Regions from separate parts of the Homo sapiens genome. Here region 1 is linked to region 2. Evidence: chromatin loops called from intact Hi-C (ENCODE). Cell type or tissue: K562. All regions are shown on one strand. Each heading gives the region's core, and the rest is flanking DNA. Links, peaks and the distances in the headings are about the cores only.

Region 1 (9,817 bases), core at 1,249-9,248, 82 kb after region 2:
CAGCTAAAAGCAAAAGGATGATTTCTACCATCATGAAGACACACAAAAGTGTAACACCCACAGGTAGAACAAACACACAAACAAGGAAGAGAAAGGACTCAACAGGAACCACCAAGCCACAGTGACAAACAATAAGAGAAAAAGGAACAAAGAATCTACAGAACAACCAGAAATCAATTAATAAAACGACTGGAATAAGCCTGCATATATTAATAATCTTCAATGTAAATGGACTAAACTTTCTACATAAAATACACAGACTAACGGAATCAATTTTTTAAATGACCCAACTACATGCTGCTTACAAGAAACTCATCACACCTGTAAAGACACATATAGACTTTATAAAAGTAAAGAAATGGGAAAATATGTTCCAGAGAGAAACCAAAAGCAAGCAGGAGTTTCTATACTTAGATAACACAGAGTTTAGGTCAAAAACAGTAAAAAGAGACAAAGAAGTTCACTATATAATAATAAAGGAATCAATTGATTAAGAGGATGGAACAATTATAAACATATATCACACAACACTGGAGCACCTAGATATGTAAAGCAAATATTATTAGATCTAAGGGTAGAGATAGACTCCAATACAGTATTAGTTGAGGACTTCAATACTGACTCTTAGCATAGACAGATCATCTAGACAGAAAATTAACAAAGAAACATTGGATTTAAAAAGCACATTAGAATAAATGGACCTAACAGACACTTACAGAACATTTCATCCAACAAATATAGAACACACAATCTTCTCATTAACACATGGAAAATTCTTCAGAATACATCATATGTTATGACACAAAATGAGTCTCAATAAATTTTTAGAAATCTAAGTCATATTAAGTATTCTCTCAGACCACAATAGAATAAAACTAGAAACCAATAACAACAGGAACTTTGGAAACTGTGCAAATACATTTAAACTAAACAACATGCTCCTAAATGACCATCATGTCAAGGAGGACATTAAGAAGAGAAAAAAAAATGTTTTTTGAAACATGAAAATCCAAACACAACATACCAAAACCTATGGGATACAGCAAAAGCAGTGATGAGAGAGGTTTATAGCAATAAATCCCTACGTCAAAAAAGGTAGAAATATTTCAAATAAGCAAGTTAATGATGTACCTCAAGGAACTAAAAAGGCAAGAATAAACCAAACCCAAAATTAGTGGAAAAAAAGAAATAAAGATCAGAGCAGAATTAAATGAAATAGAGACTAAGAAAATAATACAAATGATCAATGTAATGAAAAGTTGGCATTTTGAAAAGATAAACAAAATCAATAAACTGCTAGTTAGACTAACAAAAAATAAAAAAGAGAAAACCCAAATAAATAAAATCAGAAACAAAAAAGGAGACATGACAACAGATACCACAGAAATATAAAAGATGATCAGGGACTATTATGAACAACTATCTACTAACAAACTGGAAAATGTAGAGGACCTAAATAAATTCCTGTACACATGCAACCTACCAAGATTGAATCAGGAAAAAAAAAAATAGAAAACTTGAGCAGAACAATAATGAATAATGAGATTGAATCAGTAATAAAAAGTCTTCCAACAAAGAAAAGTGCAAGATTGGTTGGCTTCGCTGCTGAATTCTGCCAAACACACAAAGAAGGAATAGTACCAATCCTCCTCAAGCTATTTCAACAAATTGAAGAGGAAGGCATTCCTCCTAACACATTCCACAAGACCAGCATTACCCTAATAGCAAAACAGACTAGGATGCAGCAAATCAAAAAAAAGCTACAGGCCAATATCCCTGATGAGTATGGACACAAAAATCTCCCCAAAATATTAGCAAACCAAATTCAACAGTACAGAAAAAGGTAATACACCATGATCAAGTGCAATTTATCTCAGGGATGCAAGAATACATATACTAATCAATAACTGTGATACATCACATCAACAGTATCAAGGAAAAAACCCATATGATTATCTCAATAGATACAAAACTCTCAAGAATCTAGATGTAGAAGGGACATACCTCAACATAATAAAAGCCATATATGACAAACCTACCACTAACATTATACCAAATAGGTAAAAGCTGAAAGCCTTTCCTCTAAGAACTGGAATAAGACAAGGATGCCCACTTTCACCACTCCTATTCAACATAGTACTGGAAGTCCTAACCAGAGCAATCAAGCAAGAGAAAAAAAATAAAAGGCATCCAAATTGGAAAAGAGGAAGTAAAATTGTCTCACTTTGCAGATGACATGATTTTATATTTAGAAAAACCTAAAGCTCTTATGTCTGATAAATTCAGTAAAGTTACAGGATACAGAGTCAACATACAAAAATTAGTAGTGTTTTTATATACCAATAATGAACTAGCTGAGAAAGAAATCAAGAAGGCAATCCCGTCTATACTAACTAAAAAAATAAATAAAATATACAGGAATATTTTTAACTAAGGAGGTGGAAGACCTCTAAGAGGAAAACTATAAAACTCTGATGAAAGAAATTGAAGACGACACAAAGAAATGGAAAGACGTCACATGCTCATGGATTGGGAGACTTGACATCATTAAAATGACCATACTACTCAAGGCAATTTACATATTCAATGCAATCCCTATTGAAATACCAGTGTCAATTTTCACAGAAATACAAAAAAAACCATACTAAAATGTGTATAGAACCAAAAAAGAAGCTGAATAGTCAAAGCAATCCTGAGCAAAAAGAACAAAGCTGGAGGCATCATACTACCTGATTTCAAAATATATTACAAGGTTATAATAATCAAAGCAGCATGGTATTGGTATAAAAAGGGGAGCATAGACAAGTGGAATACAATAGAGCACACAGAAATAAATCCACATATTTACAGCCATAGAGTTTTTACAAAGGCTCTATGAGCCCCAAACATCTGAGACAGGTCCCAGTCAGTTTAGAAAGTTATTTTGCCAAGGTAAGGTTAAGGATGCATGCCTGTGACCCAGCCTCAGGAGGTCCTGATGATATGTGCCCAAGGTGGCTGGGGGACAACTCAGTTTTACACATTTTAGGGAAATAAGAGACATCAATCAATATATGTAAGATGACCACTGGTTCAGTCAGAAAAGGCAGGACAACTCTAAGCAAAGGCAGGACAACTCAAACTGGGGAGGGGGCTTCCAGGTCATAGGTAGATAAGAGACAAATGGTTGCCTCCTTTCTAAAGGAGGCAATTGGATATGCATTCATCTCAGTAAGAAGAGGGATGACTTTGAATAGAAGGAAAGGCAGGTTTGCCCTAAGCAGTTCCCAGCTTGCCTTTTCTCTTTAGCTTAGTGATTTTGGGGTCCCAAGACTTGTTTTCCTTTCATGGTGCCAAGAATATACACTGGGAAAGGACATCCTCTTCTATAAATGGTGCTGGGAAAATTAGAGCTCCATGAAGCTCTAATGCAGAAGCATGAACCTGGACCCCTAGGTTCACTGTAGATCTCATACCATATATTAATACAAAAACCAGCTCAAGATGGATCAAAGACTTAAACATAAGACCTGAAAATATAAAACTACTACATCAGGGAAACACTTCAGAACATTTGTCTAGGCAGAGATGTTGAGGATAAGACCTCAACAGCACAAAAATAGACAAAAGAGACTTAACCTAAAAAGCTTTTGCATAGCAAAGAAAACAACCAACAGAATGAAGAGATAACCTGATGAATGGAAGAAAATACTTGCAAACTATTAATCTCACAAGGGGCTAATATCTAGAAAATACTCAAGGAACTCAAATAACTCAGTGCAATAATAATAATAATCCCGTTGAAATGTGGGCAAAGGACATGAATAGACATGTCTCAAAAGATGACATACAAATGGCCAACAGGTATATGAAAAAATGCTAACCATCATTAATAGTCAGGGAAATGCAAATCAGAACCACAATGAGATATTATCTCACCCCAGCTAAAGTGGCTATTATGGAAGAGATTAAAAAAAACAACAAAACAAAACAAAAAAACAGATGTTGGCAAGGATGTGGGAGGAAAATGACTCTCATACACTGTTTATGGGGATGTAAATTAGTACAGCCACAATGGAAAACAGTGTGGAGATTTCTCAAAAAGCTAAAAAAACAAAAAACAAACAAACAAAAAACTATACAATCCAACCATCCCATTACTGGGTATTTATCCAAAGGAAAAGAAATCAGTATATCAAAAGGATACCTGCACGCCCATGTTTATCACAGCGCTGTTCACAGTAGCTAATATATGTGGGGTGTGGTGATGAAGAGAGGTTGATGAACGGACACAAACATACAGTTCAATAAAAGGAATAAGTTCTAATGTTAGATAGCAGAGTAGGGTGACTATGGATAGCAACGATGTACTGTATATAGCTAGAAGAGAGAACTTCAAATCAAATGTTCCCAAAACATAAAAACCATAAATACTTGAGGTGTTGGGTGCCCTAAATACCCTGACATGATTATTACACATTCTGTGCATGTCACAAAATATCACATGTACCCCATAAATATGCACAAATATTATATATCCATTTTAAACATCATAAAAGAAATGAGGGAGATGCCACCCCATATTCCTTGCTCAGAACAAACTTGACTTGTATGTTTCTAAGCAGCTGGTACTATGAGCATTTTGAGGGCAGATTCTGAACTTTATCTCCAGATCATCTGTGCTTAGCATTTGACACTAAAACTGAATATTGAATTCAATCTTACCTATCACAAGGTATACGTGTAGCTCTGGGAGCTTACGTATTTGGAGAGAAGTCAGTGACATGAATATTGATTACTGCTCCTACATGTCAGCCTGTATGCCAATCACTTTGCAGATGGTAGGGAACCTGGATTGTTTTGCCATTTAATCCTTATAATTCTATGAAACACAGGTTTATAGACCAGAAACTGAAAGTCAGAACGGTTAAGGTCATACATCCAGTTAGTTTAGCATCAAGATTGGGATCCCATCTGTATACTTCCAAACACTGGCTCCTTCTACTCACCATGGTTTCTCATTAATCCTCACCACCTTCTCTGCCCATTCATTAATTCAGTTACTTATTCATTTATTCATTAAATCCGGCAACAAATAAATATTCATGGAGAACCTTCCACGTGCCAGACTCTCTTCTAGGCAACTGCAGTGGAGCAACAAAAGACAAGCAAGGACCGTACCCAAATGAAGCTTATATCCCAGCTAGGAAGGGATTTGACCATCTAAATAGCATTCAGATGGCTGATCTATAAAATATATAAATAGGGAAACGTCATTCAGGGATGGTCACCTGTCAAGTAAAGCTTTCTTGAAGAGGTAACATTTGAGCTGAGACCCAAACAATGTCCCTTGAAGTGGTTCCAGCTGACATATCCTCCTGCCCGTCAACATACTCTTTCATTTATTCCTGAAATTGACCCACAGAATATTCTAAGCCACCCCCAGGCCTCCTGGGGATCCGTTTTGAAAGCTGGATTTACAGATTAGTAAGAACAGATCCCAGCCTGCCTCCTTGCCAAAGTCCTGTCGGCACTTGCAGATGGTTTTTACAGATTGCTGCTTCTTATCTGTCTGGGCTGGCCCTCTCACTCGAAGGGAGAAACAGCTCATGGGAGATGGATGATTTCCAAGCAGCTTTTAGGCAGCAAGTCGTCCCTGTGGTTTTCACCCCCAGAGAACCCTTGGCTTATGTCCTTTATCTCCCTACACCACTGTCCCCGTAAAGAAAAGAACTAGGAGTGACTGAGTGTCTACTATGCTCCAAACACTGCACTTTGCACACTCATCTGAAAATGCCTTTCATTCTCATGCCCTGGGCATTACCTTCTTATACCTGGTGACACAGTCTTGCTCGTGGTCACAAATATGGCAATTGCTCTTTCCTCTACAGAAGTATTTATTTGTAAGGAAATACATCTGGAGGCAGCACACTAACTACTGAATATTTAATGTAAGTAATATAAGGCTATAGTAAGAGAAATACTGGGCCCGAACAGGAAAGAAATTAAATTAACAGAGAAACTGCATGAGGTGTGAATTCAGGCAGACTTGGATTCTAAATCTTCTTCACTATAGCACAGTGATTTTTAAGGAATCATTTAACTTCCCTAAGCATTTTTTCTCCATCTGAAAAGTGATGTTAATGCTACCTAGAGAAGTTTAATAGAGTAAGGAAAAAGGTTGGTCCCAGACAAAGCTGAGCAGTATATGATTGTGTCCAAGGGTGAGAAGAGTAAACATAGAGTAATATTCACTTCAAAAATGTACTATAATCTGGCTAGTTGCGGTGGCTCATGCCTGTAATTCCAGCACTTTGGGAGGTCAAGGTGGGTGGACCACCTGAGATCAGGAGTTTGAGACCAGCCTGGCCAACATGGTGAAACCCTATCTCTACCAAAAATATAAAAATTAGCCAGGCGTGGTGGTGGGCGCCTGTGATCTCAGCTACTCAGGAAGCTGAGGCAGGAAAATTGCTTGAACCCGGGAGGTGGAGGTTGCAGTGAGCCGAGATCACACCACTGCACTCCAGCCTGGGCGACAGAGCGAGACATCGTCTCAAAAAAAAAAAATAGTATAATCTAAGGCTTAGGTATGAGAGTTTTGTTGTTGTTGGTGGTGGTGGTGGTAGTGGTGGTTTTTTACAATAATGGCATTGTTTTTGGCCCACCAAACATCAGTTTCTTAGGGTGAAATCACATTCCCCAAGCTCACTAAACTGGGGAAAAGCCAGAATATAAACTTTTTAAATAAGGACTAGATTGTGATACAACCTCAAGGTCGACAGCATTTCCACTGTTCACTTGAAAGCACACGGGAAGCCAAATTATGATCCGAAGGTCTACTGGTGAACATGGAATCAGAACAAGAGAATTCAATGGAACACCTCTTTCAAAGCATCCAAGACAAGTTTGTCCTCCCACAGCACTGGTGAAGTTTGTCTCCACAGCTCATCTGCTTCTTTGGGTCCTTTCTATGGCCTCTTGCCTTCTCTTAGAAAGGCTAACACATGGCTTATACCTGTAATCCCAGCACTTTGGGAGGCCGAGGCAGGTGGTGCATGCCTGTAATCCCAGCTGCTCAGGAGGCTGAGGCAGGAGAATCACTTGAACCTGGGAGGCAGAGGTTGCAGTGAGCCCAGTTCGTGCCACAGAGCAAGACTCTGCCTCAAAAAAAAAAAAAAAAAGGGAAGGCTAACACGTTCAATTGAGTTACTTCAAGTCTTTTAGACCCAAGAAACATTTTTCTGTTAGAAGTGATTATGCATCACCCTCTTCTGATCTCCTTATGTTGGTTTTATAATTTAGCTTTCAGGAAGGTATCTTAGTTCTTTGTAAAAGAGTCTTAGGGGTAAGAGATCTGGGTAAGTGTAAGCGATGATTCTTTTCCTCTTACATTAATCAAATTCACAGTTTAAGACATTCCATAAAAGGAAAATCCTGCCCCAAAAGATGTCCCTTATAAATTTTAAAAAAACGTTTAGAGAAGAAACAACAGTTCTACACACTGTCTTCCAGAAAACAGAAGACAGAATGCCTCATACCTCGCTTTCTGAGGTCAGCGTTACCCTGATAGTCAAATCAGATGAAGGCAGGATTAGAAAAGAAAACTGCTGACCAATAATCCTCTTGAACATAGACACAGAAATCCTCATCAAAATATTAACAAATCGGCTGGGTGTGGTGGCTCATGCGGTAGTCCCAGCACTTTGGGAAGCCAAGGTGGGTGGATCACGTGAGGTCAGGAGTTTGAGACCAGCCTAGTCAACATCGTGAAACCCCAGCTCTACTAAAAATACAAAAATTAGCTGGGCATGGTGGTGCATGCTTGTAATCCCAGCTACTCGGGAGGCTGAGGCAGGAGAATCGCTTGAACCCAGGAGGCGGAGACTGTGGGTGGGCCGAGATTGCACCACGCCATTGCACTCCAGCCTAGGTGACAGAGCAAGACTCTGTCTTAAAAATAAATTAATTAATTAAATAAATCTACCACAAAAAAAACACCATGACCAAGTGGGGTTTATTTTATGAATGCAAAGCTTGTTCAATAAGTAATCATCTAACAGTCTAAAGAAGAAAAACCAAATGATTATATAGTTGGTGCAGAAAAGGCATATGACAAAACTTAGTATCTATTCATAATAGAAATTCTCAGCAACTAGAAATAAAAGGAAACTTTCTTAACCGGAGAAAGGATATCTACAAGAAACCTGCAGTTCACATCACAGTTAACAGTGAAAACTGAGTAATTTCTCCCAAAGATCAGGAACAAGGCAAAGGTGTCCATCCTCACTAGTGTTCAACATCACACTGTAAGTGCTTGCCAGTGAACTGAGGCAGGAAAAAGAAGCAAAAGGCCTACATATGGGAAAGAAAGAAATAAAACTGCACTTATTTTCATAAGAAATAATTTTCTACACTAAAAAACTTCTAGACCTAGTAAGTGCATTTAGCAAGGCCACAGGACACAAAGCCAACACACAAAAATCAATCAGATTCCTGTATACTACTCATCAACAATTGGAAACTAAAGTTTTTTTAAGTTTATAATAGCTGCCCCCCCAATTAAATACTTAGATATAAACCTAACAAGTTAAATACTTAGATATAAACCTAACAAGTCATCTGCAATAGGAGTCTGCAAACTTTCTGCAAGGAGCACATAGTAAACTTTTTAGACTTTGCAGGCTGCTATGATCTCTATTGAATGTTCTTTGTTTTTGTTCTGTTTTGTTTTATTTTGAGGATTTTTAGAAACTTCTTAACTCACTAGTCCCACAAAATAGGCCACAGACCAGATTTAACTGCTAGGTCATAATTTGCAAACTCCTGACCTATAGGATCTGTATGCTAAAAACTACAAAATTCTAATGAAAAAAATCAAAAAAGACACAAATAAATGGGGAGACATCCTGTGTTCATGGTTTGGAAGACTCGGTGTAGTAAAGACAACAGTTGTCTCAGAATTGATCTACAGATTTAACAAAGTATCAATCAAAATCCCAGAACTTGTTTGTAGATACAGACAAGTTGATTCTAAAATTTATATGAAAAGGCGAAGGAACGAGCAAAGCTAAAACTGTTTTTTTTTAAAAGTATAAAGTTGAAATGATTACACTACCCAATTTTAAGGCTCATTACAAAAGTATGGTAATTATGATAGTGTGGTATGAGTGAAAGAGGAGACACTTAGATCGATGGGATAAAATAAAGAGACCACAAATTGATGCACAAATATAGTCATCTAATTTTAGACAAAGGTGAAAAAACAATTCAATCAAGAAAGGGTAGTCTTTTTGGTAGATGGTGCTAGAACAACTGGATAATCTATATGCAAATATGAATATTGACCTAAACCTCACACCTTGTAAAAAATTAACTCAAATATATTAACTTAAACATAAAATCAAAAACTGTAAAACTTTTAGAAGTAACATAAAAGAAAATCTTTGTGCCCTGGAGCTAGGGAAAGATACATATCAAAAGCACAATCTATAAAAGAAAAAAAAAATAATATACTGGACTTTATCAAAATTAAAACTTTTTCTCTAATGAGTTTTCTTTGGCATCACTTCACTAAAATAAAGGGATGTTTATAGAGATTTAAAGGAAGGGATGCCAAGGTGCCTCTGGGCATGGTTACATACTCTGTTCCATCATCCCTGATAGGGCAGGAGCCACATGTTTTCTTTGGGTTGGATAATGGCCGTAACCATACACCTACTTTAGGGTCATTGTCAGAAACTGCCCTTTGCCTTGCATGTCTGTACAGGCCCAGTCACCTTCTCAAAAAAGGCAAAAATTAGAAAGCCATGCAGAGGAGAAACACTTGCTCAGGAAA
Region 2 (9,817 bases), core at 1,276-9,275:
ATTAGGGTGGGCCCTAATCCAAGTGACTGGTGTCCTTACATGAAAAAGGGAAATATGGACACAGACACAGACATGCAGAGGGAAAGTGATGGGGAGAGACACAGGAAGAAGACGGCCCCGTGAAGACAGAAGGCTATGTGTGATGCATTGGAAGACAGAAGGCCATGTGTGATGCATTGGCATGCCAAGGAGCACCAAAGATTGCAGCAAACCACCAAAAACTAAAAGGAGGCAAGGGAGGAGTCTCCCCAGAGTCTCAGCGGGAGCATGGCACTGCTGGCACCTTGATTTTGGATGTCCAGCCTCCAGAAATGAGAGATGGACTTAGATTGTTCTCAGCCGACCAGTTTGTGCCTAGGAAACTAGTACACCTAGGAGTGTGGATTACTTTGGTTCAGCAAATACTCCTTGAGTTCAGTGTAGTGGGTAACACAGAGAGATAGACAATTACAATCCTTCATGAGAACTGTGATGGTGAATACACATTCAGAAGGGAACACAACTAACCACAGGGGGCAAGGGCTGGAGGAAGCCCTCTTAGAGGAGATAATGGCTGAGCGAAATCATTCTCATATGGGAAAATGCAAGTAATTTGAGTTCTATAAATTTATAATCATTATATTCAAGGCCAAAAGAATCCTTTCAACAATTACAAAGAAAGGATGTGTGGCTCAGCCAATGAAAAGTGTGAATAGAATTCAAGAAAAAGAAGCTAAAACCATAAAACAAATTAAGAAAAAAATTCAAAAACTCTGGTCCCTGTTGAATTCAGATGACTTATCTGCTTGTTAAAGCAAGAACAGTCACTGCAGCTGTGGGTTCAAAATTATCAGGGCTATCCCTTTAAAATAGCCTATAATTCCTTCCTTTTTCCTGACTCCAACTGGCATTTCACCAATGCTGGGGTTTGGCTTGGTTGTTTGTGTTTAGGCTTTTGAGAAGCTTTTTCTCACCCTCTGCATTATCAACTCTCACTTAGACGACCCTCCCTTGTAATCCCCAAGCCCCATTCTTTTCCTTTACATTAGGCCCACCCAAGTGCACTGTGTCAGTTACATGTCAAGCACACGCCATGGGAGCTCTTGCTGCAGGGATTGCTCTTTCCCATCACTGTATCCCTGAAGCCCAGCCCAGGACCTGGCATGGAGTAGTGTTCAATGCATGCCTGTAGAGGGGATTTTCAAAGGGCAACCATCCCAGAATGGCCCGGGTCACTGTTTCTCACTGGAATCCATAACTCCTTGGGATTTTGAGGCCGTGAATTCAGATTTGAGAAGCACACATCTAGCTAGTAATGGGTAAGTGTCTGTGGCAGGATTGCATGATTTTACATATTTGTTTAGTTTAATTCAATTAGCAATGTTTGAGCGTCTACTTTGCACCTGGAGTTGTGCTGGAAAAAAAAAATATGGATGGAAAGAAATTTTTGTCGGCCTCAGTTATTGGTGTCTATACCTTATTAGTTCACAGAAGAGCTAGTGTTTTTTTTAAAGTCTTACTGGTAAGCTAATTCCATCTCCTTTCATGTTAAACAAAGAGAAAGTGAAGCCAAGAGAGGTGAACTAGAGGGAGTAGAGCGCTGTGCTTATGAGCTCCAGGTTGGGAACCAGACCAACATCCAGCTCTTAGTAGACAGATCTTGGAAATTTTCTTACTCTCCCTGAGCCTCATTTACTTTATCTGCAGAAGGGAAATAACCACCAACTCAGAGCATTTATGACAATTGAATGAGACAATGCATGAAAGCCCTGAGTTCAGAACCTGGCACATAGTAAGAGTTCAACAAAGCTTAGCTCTGAATATTATGATCCAAGCCACACAGCTATTTAGTGGCAGAACTGGGAAAATGAGCCAAGTTTTTTGACTCAACATATATCATTTGACTTTATAATGATATATGTTTATAAAGCTTTGCTTTATAAAATAACAACAATAACTTTATTATATTTTAAGGATGTGCTGTGATACATATAGGTACAAATATAAATAATATTACTTAACTATGAAAATTCCTTGATAATGTTTGGCTGTGTCCCCACCCAAATCTCAAATTGTAGCTCTCATAATTCCCGTGTGTCATGGGAGGGACCAAGTGGGAGGTAATTGAATCATGAGGGTGGGTCTTTCCCATGCTGTTCTCGTGATAGTGAACAAGTCTCATGAGATCTGATGGTTTTATAACGGGGAGTTACCCTGCACATGTTCTTTCTCTTGCCTGCCACCATGTAAGACATGACTTTGCTCCTCCTTTGCCTTCTGCTATGATTGTGAGGCTTCCCCAGCCATGTGGAACTGTGAGTCAATTAAACCTCTTTTCTTTATCAATTACCCGGTCTTGGGTATGTCTTTATTAGCCGCATGAGAACAGACTAACACAATCCCATAAAGGAGATATTATACTTCCTTTTCAGATAAGAAAACTGAGGCTCAGAAACTTAAAAATTGGCTAAGAGCACATAACTAGTGAGGGATGGAATCAGGACTCACACCTCGGTTCTTGGTCTCCCCATCTCTCCATAGACAACCTGCAAGACATCCCTGCTCTTGTCTGTGACCTTATGTCAACCTGCATATGACTTTAGTGTAGAGTGTTTAATGTACAGCCCCAAACGTTTTATGTTCTGGACTTTTTAATATTATCAGCCTAAATTCACAAGTTTGTTCCAACAAAAGGTTTTATCTGGTTGTAAGTCTCTTTCTCAATGATTATTTATTCTTCCATCTTAATGAGCAGATGGACATTTGAAATATACTATAACTGCACAGTTCCCCAAGAGGTTCTTGAAAATCTTCCTTACCTAAGGAATACAAAAGAATCAGTCAATCATTTATTCTAAAAGTATTTTTGGAGCACCTGGTGGACTCAGGAGTGAACAAAATAGACAAAAATTACTGCCCTCCTAGGGCTTATCACCTAGTAAGGGAGATGGACATCAAACTAACTAATCAGATAAATAAACAAAGACATGAACACATAAGTAGATGCAAAGTATACTCTAGAGAAATAATGCAGGAGGATAGGGAATGTCAGAGTCGGGAAGGAGTCCCTCATCAGTGCCTCATCAATGATTTGCATTGGCTGCCTTTTCTGTCTCAACATTGGTTGGTGTTGCAGGATACTTTCCCAATCACTATGCTGTTTACTCATTCAGCATATTCAATACATACTTCCTCAACACACACCATGTGTCAGACACTGCTACCTTCCCTTGACAGCTGTCTTCTTCTACCAAGAGTCACTCTCCTCTCCCTCCAAGTGTGTTGTCAATCCATCACCCTCCTTTTTAGGCTGATAAAATAAAAAGGTAAAAAAGATCCATTTTATTTTTTTTTTAAACAGAGTCTCGCTGTATCGCCAGGCTGAAGTGCAGTGGCACAATCCCGGCTCACTGCAACCTCCACCTTCTGGGTTCAAGTGATTCTCCTGCCTCAGCCTCCCAAGTAGCTGAGATTACAGGCACATGCCACCATAACCAGCTAATTTTTGTATTTTTAGTAGAGACAGGGTTTCCCCATGTTGGCCAGGATGGTCTCGACCTCTTGACCTTGTGATCCTCCTGCCTCGACCTCCCAAAGTGCTGGGATTACAGGAGTGAGCCACCGCACCCAGCAGGTAAAAGAAATCTTATTTCCATTACACATTGATTCAGGAAATATTTAATGAGTTCCTAATAACCCTAAATAGCATGTGTACTGCATTTCTTATCAAATATATTTCCACAACCATAATCTCCTATAGTGTCCAATAGTGTCATAATGAAGATACAGTAGGAACCATTTCATTCATTTTATTTCTATTGTACCTCCTTTGGAATAGGATTTGAGGAAGTTTACAAAAAATTATAACCAGTAGGATTATTATAACCATTTTATAGATGAAGAAACATAGTTTGAGAAAGTGTATAGGACTTGCCTGACATCACACAGCAACCAATAAAACTGGAATCACAACTCAAGTCTTCTAACTCCAAACCCACACTTCCCTCTGCCCCACACAATTGCCATGTTTGGTCCCTCGTCAGGTCCTCTGGGTGCAATGATGAAGCAGAAGTAGCTCTGTTCTCATGAAGCATAATTTCAGTAAAGACCATAAGCCAAGACTGAAAACAGCTGTAATAGGAGATGGTGATGTTTGGAGAGTGATGCATGGAAGTTTGGAGGGGCATGAGTTTTATGCAATGTTGGCTGTCTGAGTCATAAAAGAAAAGCTTGGTGGAGGAGGTGGTAGGACATGGACTATTTAAAGGCAAGAAAAAGTATGTCAGGTTGAAGGAGTATTAATTGGCCAACATGTTAGAAATCACCGGCCAAAAATATCACAGTATCCCCTCCTCTCTCTCTTATTCACATAAAGTTTGGCTTTCCCAAACTACTATAAACCAGAAGTTTCTCAGGGAATGTTATGGTTCTCTTTCACATCTGGATTACAAAAGCTTCCAGGTACACTAAAGGAAACGGGAAGAAACAACCACTTATTGAGAACTTACTATATACCGGAAATTGCTGCATCATTTAATCCTCACAGCAGCTCTGCTAGGTGACTATAACCCCCATATTATAAGTGAAGAAAGTGAAGCACAAAGACTTAGTTGATGTGTCCAAAGTCAAACAACTAACAAGCAGAGAAATTGATTTGAACTCAGGACTGTTGGAAGTCAAAGCCAGGTCTCTCTGTGACTCTAAACTTTGAACCATATTACACAGCCAAGGATCAAGAAGTGCCTGTTCTATGAGTGTGAAGTTGTGAGCAAATAAATTCAGCACCTGGTGAAGAATCAGCAAGTCAAGTTGATCTAACTTAGATTTATGAAACTAAATCACAAAGAAAATGTTACAAATAAAGATAAATATATAATTTAATGTATCCAAATATAAATTCTTTTTTGAGACAGAGTCTCACTCTGTTGCCCAGGCTGGAGGGCAGTGGTGCAGTCTCAGCTCACTGCAACCTCCACCTTCCCAGTTCAAGTGATTCTCCTGCCTCAGCCTCCTTAGTGCTAGTGTTACAGGTGTACACCACCATGCCCTGCTAATTTTGATATTTTTAGTAGAGATGCGGTTTTGCCATGTTGGCCAGGCTGGTCTTGAACTCCTGACCTCAAGTGATCCGCCCACCTTGGCCTCCCAAAGTGCTGGGATTACAGGCATGAGCCACCAAGCCCAGCGAAGTATAAATTATTTATGCAAGATTTTTTCACATGGTAGAAATGTTTCTCTAATCACCATATTTTTTTCTACATTCCATAAGAAAGCTTGCTAAGATATGGTGGGTTCTTGTTTAAGTTTGTGTCTATCACATCCCACAAAAGCAATTATGATCGCCCATTGATTCATGAATGTGAATGTGGACATCATTAAATATTTACACAAACACGTTGATTACTTACTTTTATAAGCCTATGGGAAGTACCAGTCTGTTCTTTAGCACGATGTTGGAAAAAATAAGTTTCTTTGCAAATACAGTAATCAGCCCACATTCACTACTCATTAGACTAACTCTTGAAATAATCTTCAGTTTGTTTGCAAAGATGATTCACATCTGCACCAGCACAGCTGTGGTGGAACCAGAGTGAGTGTGTGTAGAAGGAAGTTCGCTTTGGGCTACGAATCCAGAGTAGCTTTCAGCATTTACAGGAACAGGAGCGACCCCACGGTAACAATAGTAATAGCAGCAACTGCAGCAAAATTCATTTCCAGGAGACCAACTCTGCCTCTGTCAATGCTGAGGTAAAGAGTAAATGGTGCTGTCACTGGAGGTGTTTGGTAGCAAAAGATACTAAGCAAGTTGCCTTCTCTCCTTTTATCCCCACCTTTATCTCTGGATTCTGACGGTAAAAGGGTTTTAAAACTATCGAATTCCCAGAGGATAATTAGTATGACTGGATTCAATGCTGACAGATAAACAGAGCATTTAATTTGTATTTCGAAATATCAAAGTAGCATAAACTGTTGTTGTTTGTTTACTGATGTCAATCTGAAGGTTCTACAATTTGCAAAACATCCCTTTGAGTAAGCAGACAGAAAAAAAAAAAGGAGAGATGAAATTTAGAATCAAGAGTGAATTAAAATCAGTTGCAAGATTTTTTTTTTTTTTTTTGAGAGGCAGAGTCTTGCTCTGTCACCCAGGCTGCAGTGCAGTGGTGCAATCTCGGGTCACTGCAACTTCCACCTCCTGGGTTCAAGCAATTCTCCTGCCTCAGCCTCCCTAGTAGCTGAGACTACAGGCATGTGTCACCACGCCCAGCTAATTTTTGTATTTTTTTAATAGAGACAGGGTTTCACTATATGTTGGCCAGGCTGATCTCGAACTCCTGACTCCACATGATCGCCCACCTCAGCCTCCCAAAGTACTAGGATTATAGGTGTGAGCCTCCATGCCCTGCCAAGATGTTTTATTAACCCATGAACTTCATGGATTTATTTTTGTCCCAGCACTACAGAAAAGGTATTTGCAACTTAAGTGTAACTCTCATCCCATCTCTTTCCACTCCTCTAAATTAGTTTGAGAGAAAAAAATTCTAAGGACAATCTTATGTCAAATGCAAACTTTATCTAGAAACCACTTTATTCAGAAACACAAATTGAAACAATTATACTCTTCTTCTACAGTTGATGTTTGTTGGTTGATTGCTGTAGTCGATGTAAGAGGTGTGTGTGTGTGTGTGCATGGGTGTAAAAAAGGAGAGTGCAGGATGGGAGAAATAAGGGTTCACTTCAAGCAGGAAAAGATGAATTTAAGTTAGGAAGTCAACTCCCTTTGAAACTGAATGACAGGGACCATTGCTACCAAATAGACACTACAAATAAAAGGTGAAAGCTGGCCGGGCACGGTTTCTCAGGCCTGTAATCCCAGCATTTTGGGAGGCTGAGGCAGGTGGATCACAAGGTCAGGAGATCGAGACCATCCTGGTCAACATGGTGAAACCCCATCTCTACTAAAAATACAAAAATTAGCCAGGTGTGGTGGCGTGTGCCTGTAGTCCCAGCTACTCGGGAGTCTGAGGCAGAAGAATCACTTGAGCCTGAGAGGCGGAGGTTGCAGTGAGCCGAGATCACACCACTGCACTCAGCCTGGCCACAGAGCGAGACTCTGTCTCAAAAAAAAAAAAAAAAAAAAGGTGAAAGCCATTAGAAATTCTTTCCTGATACAGTCTCTAAGAGTAGGTTAAGGCCATAACAGAAGAAAACTAACATTCCTTGAGTACCTGCTGGTGCCAAGTAACATGCTAACAACCATCTGTCCCAGATCAAGATCCCTGGAATCAGACTTTGAGGCAGAGAGTCACACTACAGAGCAATGCTTCTTGAAGGTACACCTCAAAGGAAATGAAGAAGCAGGTCTGGGAAGAGGGGGAAACCAAGCAACAATGCAGCTGCCACTGAGTCCTCGCTGAGCCCTCACTGGCCCTCTAGGGGGCTCTGGAGCCACGACTGCCCTTCTCCAGATCCCAGCTTGAGGCACAGAGCCTACAGCTTTGTATCTCTGCATCAGTTGGCCATGACAGGAGCTACCCTCTAAAGGGGATGAAACCTTGATTAAGGCCATTCCCTCCCTACAGCCAAGGGCAACTCCTAGTGAGGCGGGCTGTGAACCAGCGGCAGTGGTTGGTATTTTCAGCAGCTAGGCACTTGGCATGTTGGCCTTGGAGAAGGGATTCAGGCTGAACAGCACAATCTTTCCTAATCCACCCCTTGTGGCATTCAGGTCCACCTGCTTCCTCTGGTAAGTTTGCCCCTTCAGGGAACAGCTTCTCCAGGGTACTGATTTGTCTTGTTCCCTGGAAAAACCTAAATGAGGGGATTTATGGTACAAAATACAATCCCCACAGCTCCCATTTGTCTCCTGGCTGTAAATGATACTCACCACCCCTCTTTTCCAGGGTATCACTCAGGGCTTTCCAAAGAAACAAAACTGGAGAGAGACAGAGACAGAGAGAGAGAGAGAGAGAGAATAGATAGAAACATGATAGATAAATGATGATAGCAAATAGGTAAATAGATGGATGGATAGATAATAGATAATAGGTGAATGGATAGATTAGATAGATGATAGATAGATACACTTACATACATACATAGATATGTGGATGGATAGATGGATGGAGATATACATACAGATTGAGAGTTTATTTTAAAGAATTGGCTGGTGTAATTACTGAGACAAACAAGTCCAAAATCTGCAGGTGGCCAGCAGGCTAGAGACACAGGAAACAGCTGATGATCAAGTCTGAGTCCAAAGCTCTCTGCTGACAGCATTCTGTCTTCCTTGGGGGACATCAGTCTTTTTCCTCCTAAGGCCTTCAACTGATTGGATGAGGCCACCCCACATTAGGAAGGATCATCTGCTTCTTTTAGATCAGTCTACTGATTTAGATATTGATATCAACTAAAAACACCTTCACAGCAACATCTAGACTAGTATTTGACCAAATATCTGGGTACCATGGCCTACCAAGTTGACAGATAAAGTAAACTATCACATCCAGCATCTGTTTTAATTTTCCCTTATCTTGACCTGCACCTCTGCAGGTGACCTATGGGTGACCCAGACCTTTATCCCTGAAGATTCTAAGCCCTTGGCTACCAGTTACCTGTGGCTTTCCTCTGGTCTGTGACTACAAACTGCAGAACCAGCAGCAAAACCTAAACAGGGGCAAGAGAGTTTAAGGATGGCTCCATGCAAACGTCACCCACTGCTGGGAAGCTCCTTGAAGTGGTGTCTAATTGATGGAAAGTCAGTAGTATCCCTCCTGCCCATTAAAATGTACTGGACTCACATTAGTAGGCATTCCCCAAGCACCTGCACTGCACCCAGGCATCCTGCACTATGTGCTGAGACTTCGGAGTTAAATAACACACCATTTTCACCTTGAATAAGCACATAGACCAGGGAGTAGAAAGAATGGCAAATAAATTAATGAGTTACGTCCAGGCGTGGTGGCTCATGCCTGTAATCCCAGCACTTTGGGAGGCTGAGACGGGCAGATCACAAGGTCAGGAGATCGAGACTGTCCTGGCTAACATGGTGAAACCCCATCAGTACTAAAAATAAAACAAATTAGCTGGGCATGGTGGCGGGCACCTGTAGTCCCAGCTACTCGGGGGAGGCTGAGGCAGGAGAATGGCATGAACCCAGGAGGTGGAGCTTGCAGTGAGCCAAGATCGTGTCACTGCACTCCAGCCTGGGCGACAGAATGAGACTCCATCTCAAAACAAAACAAAAAAATTGTGATTTACAATGTTGCAGAAACTGCCTAATCTGTGTGGGATGCAAAGAACATGTAAAGGGGAGAGCAACCCATGCTCCCTGGGGCAAGAAGAAAGGAATGCCAATTTCCCAACAGAAAGGAGGTGGTTGTTACTGTAAGAGGAAAGGAATGCTAAAAATCCAAAATCAACAGATGTCCACAGCACTAATAATAAAGTACCAACTTTTTAAATGTTACTTTTTTCATAAATTAGAGCACATTAAAGGTTATCCCCATCATAATGTCACTCTCACTCGCATAGCAATACGTGCTCCAAAACGGGAAAGGAGGGAATGGAATTAGAGTGAACAGCTGGGGACAGGGCTGGGAAAAGCATCCAACAGATGTTCACTGAGCCATAGGTCCTGGGCACTGCACTAGGCACCTGGGAGGAAACAGAACAAGACCCCTGCCCTGTGTCACCTCAAAACTGAGAGTGAAAACGACCAAACCAGGGCAGGTAGCCCCAGCTACCAAGACTTCAAACCATTCAGAAATGGGATCTGCAAAAATAGGACCTTCTGACTCCATTCTGGAAAAACTGCTATTTGATTTTGCTTTCATCTTTG

The links. A loop is a pair of places that touch in the nucleus more often than their neighbours do. Peaks named below come from ENCODE experiments on the same cell type or tissue, not always from the same donor. Only the 100,000 strongest peaks of a DNase experiment are listed, where the experiment ranks them.
Region 1: a loop joins it to region 2, with 2.3 times the contacts of the local background. A loop is called at or near these places in 2 of 110 quality-filtered maps.

The regions. Positions count from the first base shown.
Region 1 is chr2:11,963,991-11,973,807 of GRCh38, reverse strand. No RefSeq gene overlaps it. Among named protein-coding and RNA genes, the nearest start is that of MIR3681HG, 38 kb to the left of the region's middle. In K562, for the core only: no CTCF peak of the experiment used is centred there; a DNase peak (open chromatin) is centred at 5,567.
Region 2 is chr2:12,046,347-12,056,163 of GRCh38, reverse strand. All of the region lies in intron 2 of MIR3681HG (MIR3681 host gene), which reads right to left. Among named protein-coding and RNA genes, the nearest start is that of MIR3681HG, 44 kb to the right of the region's middle. RefSeq lists an enhancer at 9,656-9,765. In K562, for the core only: CTCF peaks have their summits at 5,636 and 7,416 (motif pointing right); DNase peaks (open chromatin) are centred at 5,633 and 7,423.